Regions from separate parts of the Homo sapiens genome. Here region 2 is linked to region 1. Evidence: chromatin contacts called from ENCODE Hi-C or POLR2A ChIA-PET data. All regions are on one chromosome and are shown on one strand. Each heading gives the region's core, a stretch centred on a gene start or an enhancer-like site at or near the end of the contact. The rest is flanking DNA. Distances are from core to core; before and after follow the strand shown.

Evidence for each region. A loop is a pair of places that touch in the nucleus more often than their neighbours do. ChIA-PET counts read pairs that join two places held with the same protein, here RNA polymerase II (POLR2A). Pooled maps may share reads with other maps.
Region 2: a map of ascending aorta shows a loop between it and region 1 (6-fold over the local background). The contact joins the promoter of ETV1 here to the promoter of COXFA4 in region 1. A Hi-C loop is called at or near these places in 1 of 168 maps with a recorded cell type or tissue (ascending aorta) and 9 of 50 pooled maps. POLR2A ChIA-PET finds 5 or more read pairs at or near these places in 1 of 52 experiments (IMR-90).

What each region holds. Positions count from the first base shown.
Region 1 is chr7:10,937,882-10,943,944 of GRCh38, forward strand. COXFA4 (cytochrome c oxidase associated subunit FA4) reads right to left here and starts at 2,272. Exons shown (of 4, transcript NM_002489.4): 1 at 2,135-2,272; 2 at 927-1,015; 3 at 209-266. The coding sequence starts at 2,176. LOC107986767 (a long non-coding RNA gene) reads left to right here and starts at 2,375. Exons shown (of 3, transcript XR_001745091.3): 1 at 2,375-2,850. RefSeq lists enhancers at 2,255-2,524, 2,409-3,329 and a silencer at 2,555-2,804.
Region 2 is chr7:13,987,240-13,993,302 of GRCh38, forward strand. It overlaps ETV1 (ETS variant transcription factor 1), which reads right to left and starts at 2,427. Exons shown (of 14, transcript NM_004956.5): 1 at 2,324-2,427; 2 at 2,029-2,225; 3 at 1,769-1,900; 4 at 847-934. The coding sequence starts at 1,813. RefSeq lists an enhancer at 3,947-4,448.

The DNA.
Region 1 (6,063 bases), core at 1,022-3,521:
TTCTTTTCTTATACTAGCAATTAAATACCTAGCAAAAAATATTTATTAGAGCAATATACCATTTTCATTTCACAGAACTACCTAACAGCTCTTTAAAGTTCAATATAATGGAATTTTACTCGTATATCCAGTTTCAAGAAAACCCACCCCATGACAAAACTTATTACAACACAATTTCTAACAACTTTAAAACAATTTTGTAGTTTACCTTGTATTGATCATTGGGACCCAGTTTGTTCCAGGGCTCTGGGTTATTTCTGTCCCAACTAAAAGAAATAAAACATTACGACTGTTATAATAATAAAGCACTATTTAGTGTTTTGTACTAAGAATACATTTTTGAACAGATCAATCTTATTTTCTATTAGATGAGGTATGGTGTTATTTCATTATGAAGTTGAAACAGGTAGAGGATCTATAATAAGCAATCTCATGTAATCAATTAGAAAAAAGGTAGAACACAGAATCCCTATCACAAGATACTTTTTATCTGGCTTTCACAAAACCTTTCCATTTAATTAATAAAGTGATATACAGAAAAGTGCATAGAATAATGATGAATCAATCTTTTGATTGTCTATTGTTTTTCAACTGCAAATGTGCAAGTGAAGGCAAAAAACATTTACATGTGCCGAGAACCATGATTATTTTATAAAAACAATTATTTTTATGTCAATCCTCAAAACATTACAAGATTTGGTATTAGCAGTTCTACTTTACCAAAGAGAAAACGAGACTCAGAGAAATTAGATAATTTCATGAACCAAAAAAAGTAAATGAAAACAGCAGATTTGAGATCTGAACTTATTGTATGACTGTAAATGTAACATTCTTTCTACTACCCTAATGTTATCGCCCTACAGAGACTGTGGCTCCTAAACTGCCTTGATCAGCTATCAAAGTTTTAAACATTTTTAAGTACTTACCAAACATCTGGATTGAACAATGCCAGACGCAAGAGATACAGTGTTGCTCCAGTAGCTCCAGTTCCAATAAATACAAAGAGGGGGATCAACTAAACCAAACACAAAATAGAATAACCATCTTCAAATACTTAAAACACTGGCCAACGAGAGATTACAGTAGTTTCTGCACATTGATTTCCAAGTCTCAAACTGTTATTGGACTGTTTTGTCTTAAAATTTAAATAAAGTAGATCTTACATTGAGGTAAGATTTCTTATAACTGTGTTCTAAAGAAAGAAATGGAATTTGGAAAGGATGTTAAGATGACTCTGGTTTAAGTGTCTTACTTTTTAATGTGGAGCAAATTATAGGTACATTTTTAAATTTCCAAGAAAATGTATCGAGTCTTCTTCACCTCTCTAATATTTACATGTCATTCCCATTAAATTTTCTGGCTTCCTTTATCCTGGGGCTTGAAAAACAAATTCTTTGCAAATTATTTAAGGGTGCCTCTATAAAGATGTATGAAAAATAGAATCTGAATAAGTAAACGTATCTATTACAAATACTGGCTTTAAGCATTATCTCTGAAAACGTAATGCTACCAATGCTTGCTGCGTATTTAGGGAACCGGATTTAAGACAGATTAAAGATTGCATAGACTTTTAGCTCTACAGCACATTGATGTGCTGAGGAAAAATGAGATGCCAAAGAACTTAACTGCAATTTCCACACTTCGAAATTTTCCCAAAAGCAACGACGTCCAGACAAAGTGAGGATTCCAAGATCACGGACCCCTCTTATTTACCAAAAGGCCTGGTGGTGCAATGCGGCGAATACAAGAACCTCCAGAGATGGTATAACACATAGGGAACCTGACCTATGCTAGTCTCTGACCCACACAGCGCACATCTATCCCTCCTGGACCGCACAACCTGCAAAAGAGAGCGGCCACCAGACTGTTCCAATATTCACTAACTAGAAAAAACTAGGTTTTTTTTCCGAGCAGTGTCCGTCTCCTTCCTCCTGTCAGACAAAACCCCACAATGCATGGCGTAGAGGGTCACAGAGGCCTGGGACAACTAAGATGACAAACACTAGGCGAGGCAGGGTCTGGTCTGACGGACGGTAAGTGGCTGTAAATGAGGACGTTCCCAGGGAACAGAAAGAGGCGCACCCCGACGCAAGAAGGACAAGGGAAAACATTAGGAGAGCGGTCACGAACTTACGCTCGGATGCTTCTTGGCCTGACCGATGATCTGGCGGAGCATGTTTGCGGCAGAGGTCTCCGACTGGAAAGGAGAGAACCGACCTAGCCACCAGGCCCTAAGCTAAAAATTATCTGCAATGAGACACTACGGACTTCCAAAGTCACCCAGGACCTCCTACCTGAAGGACCCTTGGCTGGGAGGGCAGCTTGCGGCAGGAGGGCCCGGATGCGACTGTCTTTAATAGTGCCTGCTTAGATCTAACCCCTCATATGTTCGTCCTGACCTGGTCGGACCATCATCATTCCACTTCATAGTGAAATGCCTTCATTGCCGTGCCATGCATATTTCTGAGGGGAATTTTTTTGGTCGAAACGAGGACTCTTCGATTGACCAGACAGGCACTTTCCAAGGGTGCCACGTACTGAGGAATGCGGTCGGAGCGTGGGCGCACGGGCCGCGCGCTCCGTGAGTAGGGGGCCTCTCCCGCGGCGCCTGAGAGCCGGGTCCGCGCGCAGAGGCCCTGGGGGCGCGCGTGCCGGGTGCGCGCTGGCCAGCTGTGACTGCCGCTGAGGGAGCTGCGCGGCGCCTCTGGGAGCCGAGCGCCGGGCGCCTGGAGGGCAGGTCGGGCCTCTTGCCGCTAAGGTCAGCGGCTGCGGTTTGAGAAGACTGCAGCTGCTTCCTGTGTTACGCTGTCGCAGACAAGCAGAAGTTAAAAACTAGTAAATGACTTAAAGGTGATAATAGTCCTGGCAGTGTATTTCTGAACCCTCAGATCCTGGCCCTCGGTTGAAAGTTCGTCGCCACAAAGACCTTTCCAACACGCCACTATCCCCCGTCCCTGGTCCCAAATTGCATCTTTAAAATGTGTTTTCAATGGTCGTGTAGCTACAGATAATCTTTCCCACTACCCCAGTCGAATTTTCATTTGTCTTTTGTTTTGTTTTCTTCGTTGTTTTTTTTACCCGAAGGACTTCCATAGGACAGGCTTTGCGGGGGAGGGTGGGGGGATTGGGATAAAATGTACACTCTGAACCCTCTCCAATCTCATACGTAGCTTAAAGCATTAATCAAATGATCAAGCAAGTATTAATAATTGGGACTAGAAATCATAGGAGAAGGCTCCACCGGAAGTTACACTAGCTCTGAAGGAGGAGCGGACATTAACCAGGTGAAAACGGAGGATGCAGGTGTACAGGGCGGAGGTAATAACACGTGAAGGTCTGAAGCTATTGAAAACCCGAGGGAGCTGTATGAGGTCTAGTGTGGCTGGAAAGTAAAAGGGAGAGCAAGGTGGGGATCAGATCTGCTGGGCCAATAACCGCTTAAACATCATGGGTTTTATGTTGAGAGCTTGGGAAGGTTGTGTTTTTAAATGATTGCTTTGTGAATAATTGATTAGAAGGGATAAGCGTGAGAGGGGAAAGACCTATCAAGGGGCCATTGCAATAGTCCATAATCTGTGTGACAGATAATGGTAGCTTGAACTAGTGTAGAGAATGTAATGATGAGAAAAAAAGATTCCAGAGATGTTTAGAAGGTGGCACCAACAGGACTTGGTGGTTGGCTCTCCAGGAGTGAGGAGAGAGAAGTTAAGAATAATTTCAGAGGTTCAGTTTTGAGCAGCTCTGTGGTTGTTGATGCCAGTTATTGAAATAAGCCGTAGAGAATGATGTATAAGTGCCTATGTAAAATTCAAGTGGATCTCTATGGGGCAGAAGAGAACTACACTATAAGTATAAATTTAGGACTCAGTTTACTGATAAGAAATGAACCCATGTGACTGAATGAGATTACTTAGGGAGAGAAAGTTGACTGAGAATTTAGACAGAGGACACAGAGCCGAGGAATTCCAACATGCAATGCTTAGAAGAGGAGGTATGGCCAGTAGGTAGGAAAAAAAAAATAGATGGTAACTGTTAAGGTGATATGTCATGAAGCTTATCAAGACTGGTGTCTTTTTTCATTCATTCAGCAAATCTTTCTTAAGTACCTACTCTCCACTAGGCACTGTTCTAGCCACTAGAGTTATAGCAGTGAACAAGAAAATTACTCTGCGTTGCTAATGGAGCTTACATACTAATTGAGGAAGACAAACAATAAACAAATGAGATAATTTTTAGACAGTGACAAGCCAATAAAATAGAATAATGAGACAGACAATGACATGGAAGAGGTGGAGGAGAGGAGGTTACTTTAAGTAGACAGGACAGGGAAGGTCCGTCTGAGGATTTCTGAGTTGAAACCTAAATGAAAGGAAGGAAGTAACCTGGTAAAGATGTGGGAAGAACACTAAATTAGTAAGAGAAATGGCTTTGAGATTTAAAAAAAGAAGAAGAAGAAGAAGAGTGCTTAAAAAAGTATCAGTGTGGTTGATCCATAACTAAGGAGAAAAAGAGGAAAATGAGAGCAAACAGTGGAGTCTGTAAAGTCTATGTCCAATTCTCTGACATGGACCTTATAGGCTATGGTAAGGAGCATGGCTGTGTTAAAAGATCAGCACAAAAACATGGAAAATACTTAGAAGTGAACAAAGAAACCTTAGTGAGTGTAGATAGGCTTTCAGCAAATAAATTAGAAGAAGGGAGACCTCTTCTTCCAATATTTTATTTTGAATAATAACAGTTGATAATAAGTAGGTATGTAGAAATGCCATTATTAAAAAGAAACTAAAATCCAGTGACTTAACTTTTTTTCTTTTTGAGACGGAGTCTCACTCTGTCGCCCAGGCTGGAATGCAGTGGCGCGAGACTTAACTTTTTTTTGTCATTGACCTAGCTTCTAGAGACAACAATAATATAGATAGCTAAGTGATGCCTTTATTTATTTATTTTTGTTTGTTTATTTTTTTGAGATGGAGTCTCGCTCTGTGGCCCAACCTGGAGTGTGGTGGCACGATCTCGGCTCACTGCAACCTCTGCCTCCCAGGTTCAAGCGATTCTCCTGCCTCAGCCTCCCCAATAGCTGGGACTACAGGCACATGCCACCACACCCGGTTAATTTTTTGTATTTTTAGTAGAGATGGGGTTTCACCGTGTTAGTCAGGATGGTCTCGATCTCTGGACCTCGTGATCTGCCCACCTCGGCCTCCCAAAGTGCTGGGATTACAGGTGTGAGCCACCGCACCTGGCCTAAGTGATGCCTTTAGAGATGTTAACAAAGCAAGGTTACAAATATAAATTTCATTAAATATTAACCAAAATGTCAAATTGTGAAAGTTTAAATTTTGCACATTGAAGTTAGTGGAAAGAGTATGTCACCTATATTTTAAGTAGGGACAGGTAGAGGTGACAGTCTGGAAAAAGAAGCCATGGTAGAAGAAACAACGCAAAATTCCTGAGCTGCAGAAGTGGAATTGGTATGTGTTGTAGATTAAATTGTATGCAGATAGCTTCAGCCTCTACCTAGAAGGAGATATCACTTGCCTCATGAGGGTCAAGCTTAATAAGAAGACTTGCCTTATTAGCAAATGCGAAGTGAGAAGTAGCACATGCCATGCACAAGCAAAAACTTTAAGAGCCAACATGTGCCATGTTGTCAGTTTTCCCTCTGCCACAAGACTAGCAATATTCTAGATACAGCCTGCTTATCAGCTTAGGTGTCAGGGTAAGAACTACCTGGAACAGAGCCACTACTGACCTGCAGTGTACATGTATTAAGAATGAGAAATAGGCTGGGCCTGGTGGCTCATGCCCGTAATCCCAGCACTTTGGGAGGCTGAGGCAGGTGGATCACCTGAAGTCAGGAGTGCAAGACCAGCCTGGCCAACATGGTAAAACTCTGTCTCAACTAAAAATACAGAAAAATTAGCTGGGCATGGTGGCGGGTGTCTGTAATCCTAGCTACTTCGGGAGGCTGAGGCAGGAGGATCGCTTGAACCGGGAGGCGGAGGTTGCAGTGAGCCGAGATCATGCCGTTGCACTCCAGCCTGGGCAACAAGAGTGAAACTC
Region 2 (6,063 bases), core at 1,177-3,676, 3.0 Mb after region 1:
AAAAGTCAGAAAGATAATTCTTTGGCACCAGGTTCTCATCAAGTTCTAAACTATATGGTCATGTTAGGGAGGGAGAGAGGGAGGTATTTAAATGGTATGAAGATTTGAGGAAGTTTCAGAATTCAGTATATCTAATTAAAATTGCCAACTAAACTTTGATAATTAAATCTAAGTATATTAAGTTTATTATGAATGTCCTCATATGGCTAAAATAATTTGTAACATACTGACATCCTAGCAACAGTTCATAAAAAGAATCTGCAAACTAATTTCCCAAATAGTATTATAATTATTAAGGAGGCCTTAAGTATGATTCAGTGAACACATTATGGTCGATAAACAAGGTATTATGACCTCACAATTTAGTCATCAAAATCACCCTTGAAAATTCTGTTAATAGTAGATGGTTTTAGTGTAAAGGAGGTGGGAAACCAAACAATCACTAATACTGTTTAACTTGTAATAAAGGAGAAAGAAAAAAGTAAGCAGTGTACATAGCTGCTGAATTTGTCCCACTGTATTGGATATTTTTAAATTGTTATCTTAGTGAATGGGGTGAGTTATATGCCCCATGGACAAAGGTATTTAAACACAAAACAATGATTAAAAGAAGGTTGTCATTGAGAAGTTTTTATTTCCTTCTTTCATTACTTTGTGATAGGACCATAAAATAGTCTCCCATGCAAACTGCCGCATTATGTAAATCGTTCCAAGTTAAAGTCTTAGTTAGATTCAGTAATTTCAAAGTTTATTATTTTTAAGATAAGACTGAAGTGCTCCTTTTCTTTTAGCAGGGTGGAGAGTGTAGGTAAAAAAATGGGGATTCAGCCCAAAATCAAACCTCACCTTCTGAATCATGAGCCAGATCTCTGTTAATGAATTTTCTTTTCCTGACATTTGTTGGTTTCTCGTTACAATTTCTCCCACGCTGACTCTACAAAGGGAAAGATAAAATCCTTTAAAAGAATGTAAACCTCAGATCACACACACGCACACGCGCGCGCACACACACACACACAGACATGCATACATAAGTCTAATGGATCTTCTCTGAATAGAAAAATAGAAGTCCATAGTATCAACTCTAATATTCATTTTCTCACTTATTTGACAGTGAAAGCTTATGTTAAGCAGGCAGGGAGAGTTGCTTCCCAGTGCCGATCTTAGCACATTACTATTTATCAATCATATATTCATGGTATCTCAGCATCAAAACAACCTGAAGCATTTACACTTAAAGTTGTTTTTAGGCTGGTTCAATGCTAGATTAAAACAGTGGGTTTTATTCTCTCTTGGACAGCCCCTCCTCCCCACCCCACCCCCACAAAAAAAAAAAGCAAAAAGAGTAGAGAAATGAAAAAAAAAAAAAAGAGAAAATGAGAAAAAAAAAAGAAACAAAAACACCCCATATAAACAAAAAGTGTCAGCATTTGTCTCAACTTCATTCTTTTCAATGTGGCAGACAAACCCAGCCAAAAACTTTGAGTGCAGCAGCTGCTGCTGCCCTCCATCTCCTCTTCCACTCATGTTGGGCACTTTAATCAGAAAAAGGGGTCTTAAAAACAAAACTATGCCTTATCCAAATCACTGAAAGGTAAGCTCATTTTGAAGACTGGGCTTCTAGAAGCAGAGTCGCCCTACAGTGGCAACAAAGCAGATAAGTATCTGCAATCCCAACCCCCGTGCCCCCTCCCTTCTCATTTTCTCCCTCTCCCCACCCCCGACGGAGTCAAGTTTATAAACAGCAACTTTCAAACTGATCACTCACATTGGTGACCATGTAAGGCACTTGCTGGTCATAAAATCCATCCATGCTGCTGCTCTTCGCAAATCTCAGCTCAGTATTTTATATTTTGAGCATTTAGCTGGAGATTTCCTCAGGATCTGGACTTCTATCAACCTAGAGGGGAACAAGATGGCTTTTAGGCTTAAAAAAAAATCATGAATGAAGCTCTTGAATTTGCATAGCTAATTACCCTCCGACAGTCCCATTCACAAAAATAACCCTCCCTACACCGCCTCCTTCACCTGGATCCAAAGAGAGCCAACAGAGTTCACAATTTACATATTTTCGGTAGTAGCAAAAATCCGAACAAGAGGCGATGTATTTATTTACACTCTCGATGTTTCCCTGCGCGGTCGGTGTACCCCGGGCAGCTCTGATTCGCAAACGTGTGCAAAACTAGCAATGGCGATCAACGAGACTTGCTTTGCACCTAACGGGACTAAAGAGACGGAGACACCTCTTTCATCAGGATAGTTTTTGCGACCCACAACCATGCAATTATCTGGAGAGACATAAAAAGTTGTTGGAAAGACCCACCTGAAGGCCACGCTAGGCGAAAGGCTGCAAAAACTTCCCTCCAAATTTAATAAAAACATTAATTATAGCCCAGCACTTCCCCCTTGGAAGCCGAAAGCGCCTCTGACAGAGCTCAATTCGGTGGTTTTTCCTCTACTTCTCCTCCAGGGGCCTCCAATCCAAACTGATGGATCGCTGCCTCCCATTGGCTCCGCGTCTCTTTCACAAGATCAGATTTCGGGCTGTCAATCAGGCGGCTTGCTGCCCCTTCCCGCGGGTCTCCCTCGCCCCTCTGCCCTAGGGGGTGCTCGGCCGGTAGGCGCTGGGTCCTCAGCCTGGAAGCGCCACGGAGAGACTCGATTTCCTCTGTAACCCGCTGCTTATTGTTAAGGCGCCTGGGGATACTGAAACCGTGTGTTTCGAGTCGCCAGTTCCCATTATTGGGGTGTTAGGTCCACTATTGGGCTGGTTTCCTTAAAGTACTGTTGTGCGGTTCTGGTATACCCTTAGAGCCGCGATCCACAAAGCCCGTACCGCCTTATTCAGCTGCCCTCCCCTCAGGATCTCCAACCTCTCTACTCTTGCCCTGACTAGGAGCTCACCTCGCTCTCTATCCTCATTCCCACTCAGCTTTTGGCCCAATTTATTTTCCCGTTTTTCAAAACCCACCATCACCATTATGGTTTATCGAAACATTTTTTAAACAGTCATCCTCAACTAAAATTAGATCCTATCGTTCGTGGGACAGAAACATAAAGAATCTATAAGGAAGGCACCTAGGAGATGCAGAATTGCTGATTAGCAGAGGTTGTGATGGGAGGACAACAGAGCAAGCTAGGTGAAAAAGTATAAGTCAAAATGGTCCCTACGTGTGCACTGGGAAAAGGTACTTCCAGTCCACTGTGGCTGTGGGGAGGAGGAGGGAGTGCTTGGGGTTGCTCGTATATCCTAGAACCCGCACGTTTCCTGAGCTTTTGTTATGTATACACGGAGGCGGAGGGTGTCACTTACTGTACTTGACGCTTTCACTTCCTCTCCAGCTTTTAAACAGCCAGAGCCCAGGGTTGGGGGCGAGCGGTGAGATGGCTCGGGTTTCAAGGACAATAACTAGGACGTTAAGCAGTGAGGGCTGCATCTCTGAAGCCACTTGCCCTGATCCTCCTATGGGACTCAGAACAGTAAAGCGTCACTTTAAGGAGCCAGTGTCCAACAGCGGACGGGAGGCCGCGGGGATAGGACCAGGGACTCAATGCTGTTGAAATTCATTTGTGACCAGAACTAGTGACCAAAAGACGTTTCCGGCAGCTGTTCCGCCCGTTAGGAAACGTGCTGCAGTTCTCAATTTCTATTTGAAAGTTTCCTTCCTTAAATAGAACGTTATGGAGACACATTAAAATGGAGTGTAAGAGCGCACAGCACTCAACCCCGGACCTGGGCAGGAGAAAGATCTACTTAAAAAAGAAGCAAACAAACAAACAATCAACACTTATTACTGGGAAAACAACCAATAACTATGGACAGCAAAGACAGACCCCGCGCATTCCCGGAAACTACTAAATCGGAGTTCACAACGCGCGCACCTATAAGCATTTTGAGCGGGAACTGCATTTTAACCCCGGCCAAGGAGAGATTCCAGGAAGCGCCTGGGCCCCGAGGCTGAACAGTGAAGCTCATGGGTACTATCTGAGGGTGCAACCAAGCAGGGGGTCAATAACAAGGGTCCTCCACCACCCTGCACTCCTGGAATAACCCAGCGCCTGTAATCTGAGCAACAGTTTCCAAAGACCTTCTCTGCAGCCCGAGCCTGACGGGTATCCAGGGTAACCGCGAGGGGGCGGAGCTTCGGGTTAGGTCCCGGCGAGGTTCTTCCCGCAGCCAATAACGAGCCGTAAATCCCCAGCCCATTGTTGTTTATTGCTGACCCCTCAGCGCTCCGCTAGGAGATTGGCCGCTTTAGGGAAGGGGGCGGAGTCCCGCCCGCCCCAACAGCCACCTTTCGTCTCCATTCACAAAATTCCGGCCCTTCTTGGTCACGTGGTTGGGGGCGTGGAGGGGTAGAGGAAATGACACAACAAAGGCCCAAGTATCCCAAACCACAAAACTTTTTTCAGCTCGCTGCCTCCTCTTTGTCCTGTCCCTGAAACAGATACTAGATGAGGAAAAAGAGGTTGGGGTCTGGGAGTAATAACAAGAGAGAAAAAAATTAAGACCGAAATTAAAGGAAGGCTCACGTGGGGATAATTCCGGCGTGCACTGCTTAGACAGCTTTTGCACTAGAGGAAAGAAAGAATTGAGAGTGGGGAGAAAGTCTTAAGGACTGGGAACTTTTGCTTGCTGCTTCAAGTCATTGCTTTTAAAGGTGCAAACTGTTCGACTGTAGATGGATTTCAGTTTTTTCACTTAACATTCTGTAATTTTCATTTCTACCTTTTTTTGTATCCCACAGTGTCTTGTTAGTTTTTTAAAGCTTTTATGTATTATTAGTATTATATATTTTTAGGAATATTGATGGTTTTCGCTGGCTGATAGCTTTAGTTTCCATTTCCAAAGACTTATCACTCCTTCCCAGGCCCCCATAAGCTCTGCGCCCCTTCTCCCTCCCTTTAGTGGACTGGCACTCTCAGGCGCTGCGCTGTTAAGCCTCAGATTTTACTACGTATTGCGGTGGCTTCATATTTTCCCTTTTGAGTTCTTTAAACGAACTCATATCTTTTAACTCTTTGATCTTCATAGTAACTGAAAATGATGTTCTCGTGTGAATAAGCAGCTAGTCTCGCTACAGCTCGGTTTTGTTGAAACAGCCTAAAATTTTGAGATAAATGTGTCCCTCTTGACTGTGAACGATTGAACCACCCTCTTTTCTTTCTCCCACTTTCTCTTCTGTCCTTTCTCTGCATTGATACTTACTGAAACACTATCTCTTCTGTCCTTTCTATGCCTTGATACTCAGACACTAGCTTCTAGTTTGGCAGTTGTTTATCTTCTCTGCTTGGCACTGGGAAAAACCAATAGACCCACTTGCTGAAGACAGTGGAAGGGCTGAAAATTTGTTTTTCAGAAAATGTAAGATCTTGGAAAATATCTGCAAAGGCAGCTGTTCTGTCTACAAGACAGGAACATAAAAAGCTGGACAAAGTTTCCACTACTTTTTGAGAATGTCTTTAAAACATCAGTTTAGTAAATGCCAGCCCTTTTGAACGGAAAATTTCATTTTGGCAGGATTTCAGGCATAGAATGGCAGAGCAGAGGCCAAGAGGCTTTGACATTTATTTGCTTGTATTTTGAAATCCCATTTGGATTTTGAAATAAGAGTTCTTGAGAGAAAGCTACCCCCCTCCAAAAAAAAGTCCATTTTTGAGTTTGGAAAGTTTTTAGGTTGCATGTAAAACTATTTAAATTTTTATATTTCCCTTGCTGTTATTTAATAAAGTAAAATAATATTCATTAGTGACTTCTCTACAGTTAACTTACTATGGCATTATGAAGAAATTGCACGTTGTTAAAGAAAGTGAATTTCTAAAAGCAGTTACAGAAAGGCAACAAGCTAAAATGGCGCTGCTTGTTTTAAATGGTTGCTATAATTAAAATCAAATGAAGTTTGCTCAAAATTGAGTAGAGTATTAAGTAAAACAGTAACTTTTAAAATTTGTTGTATTAAAACAGTATGTAAGGCAAATTGTTAAAGATCTAGTTTGCACAGTTACATCAAATAGATAAGAAAAAGATATAAAATTAAACAGCAAAATTGGCCAAGAAAATGA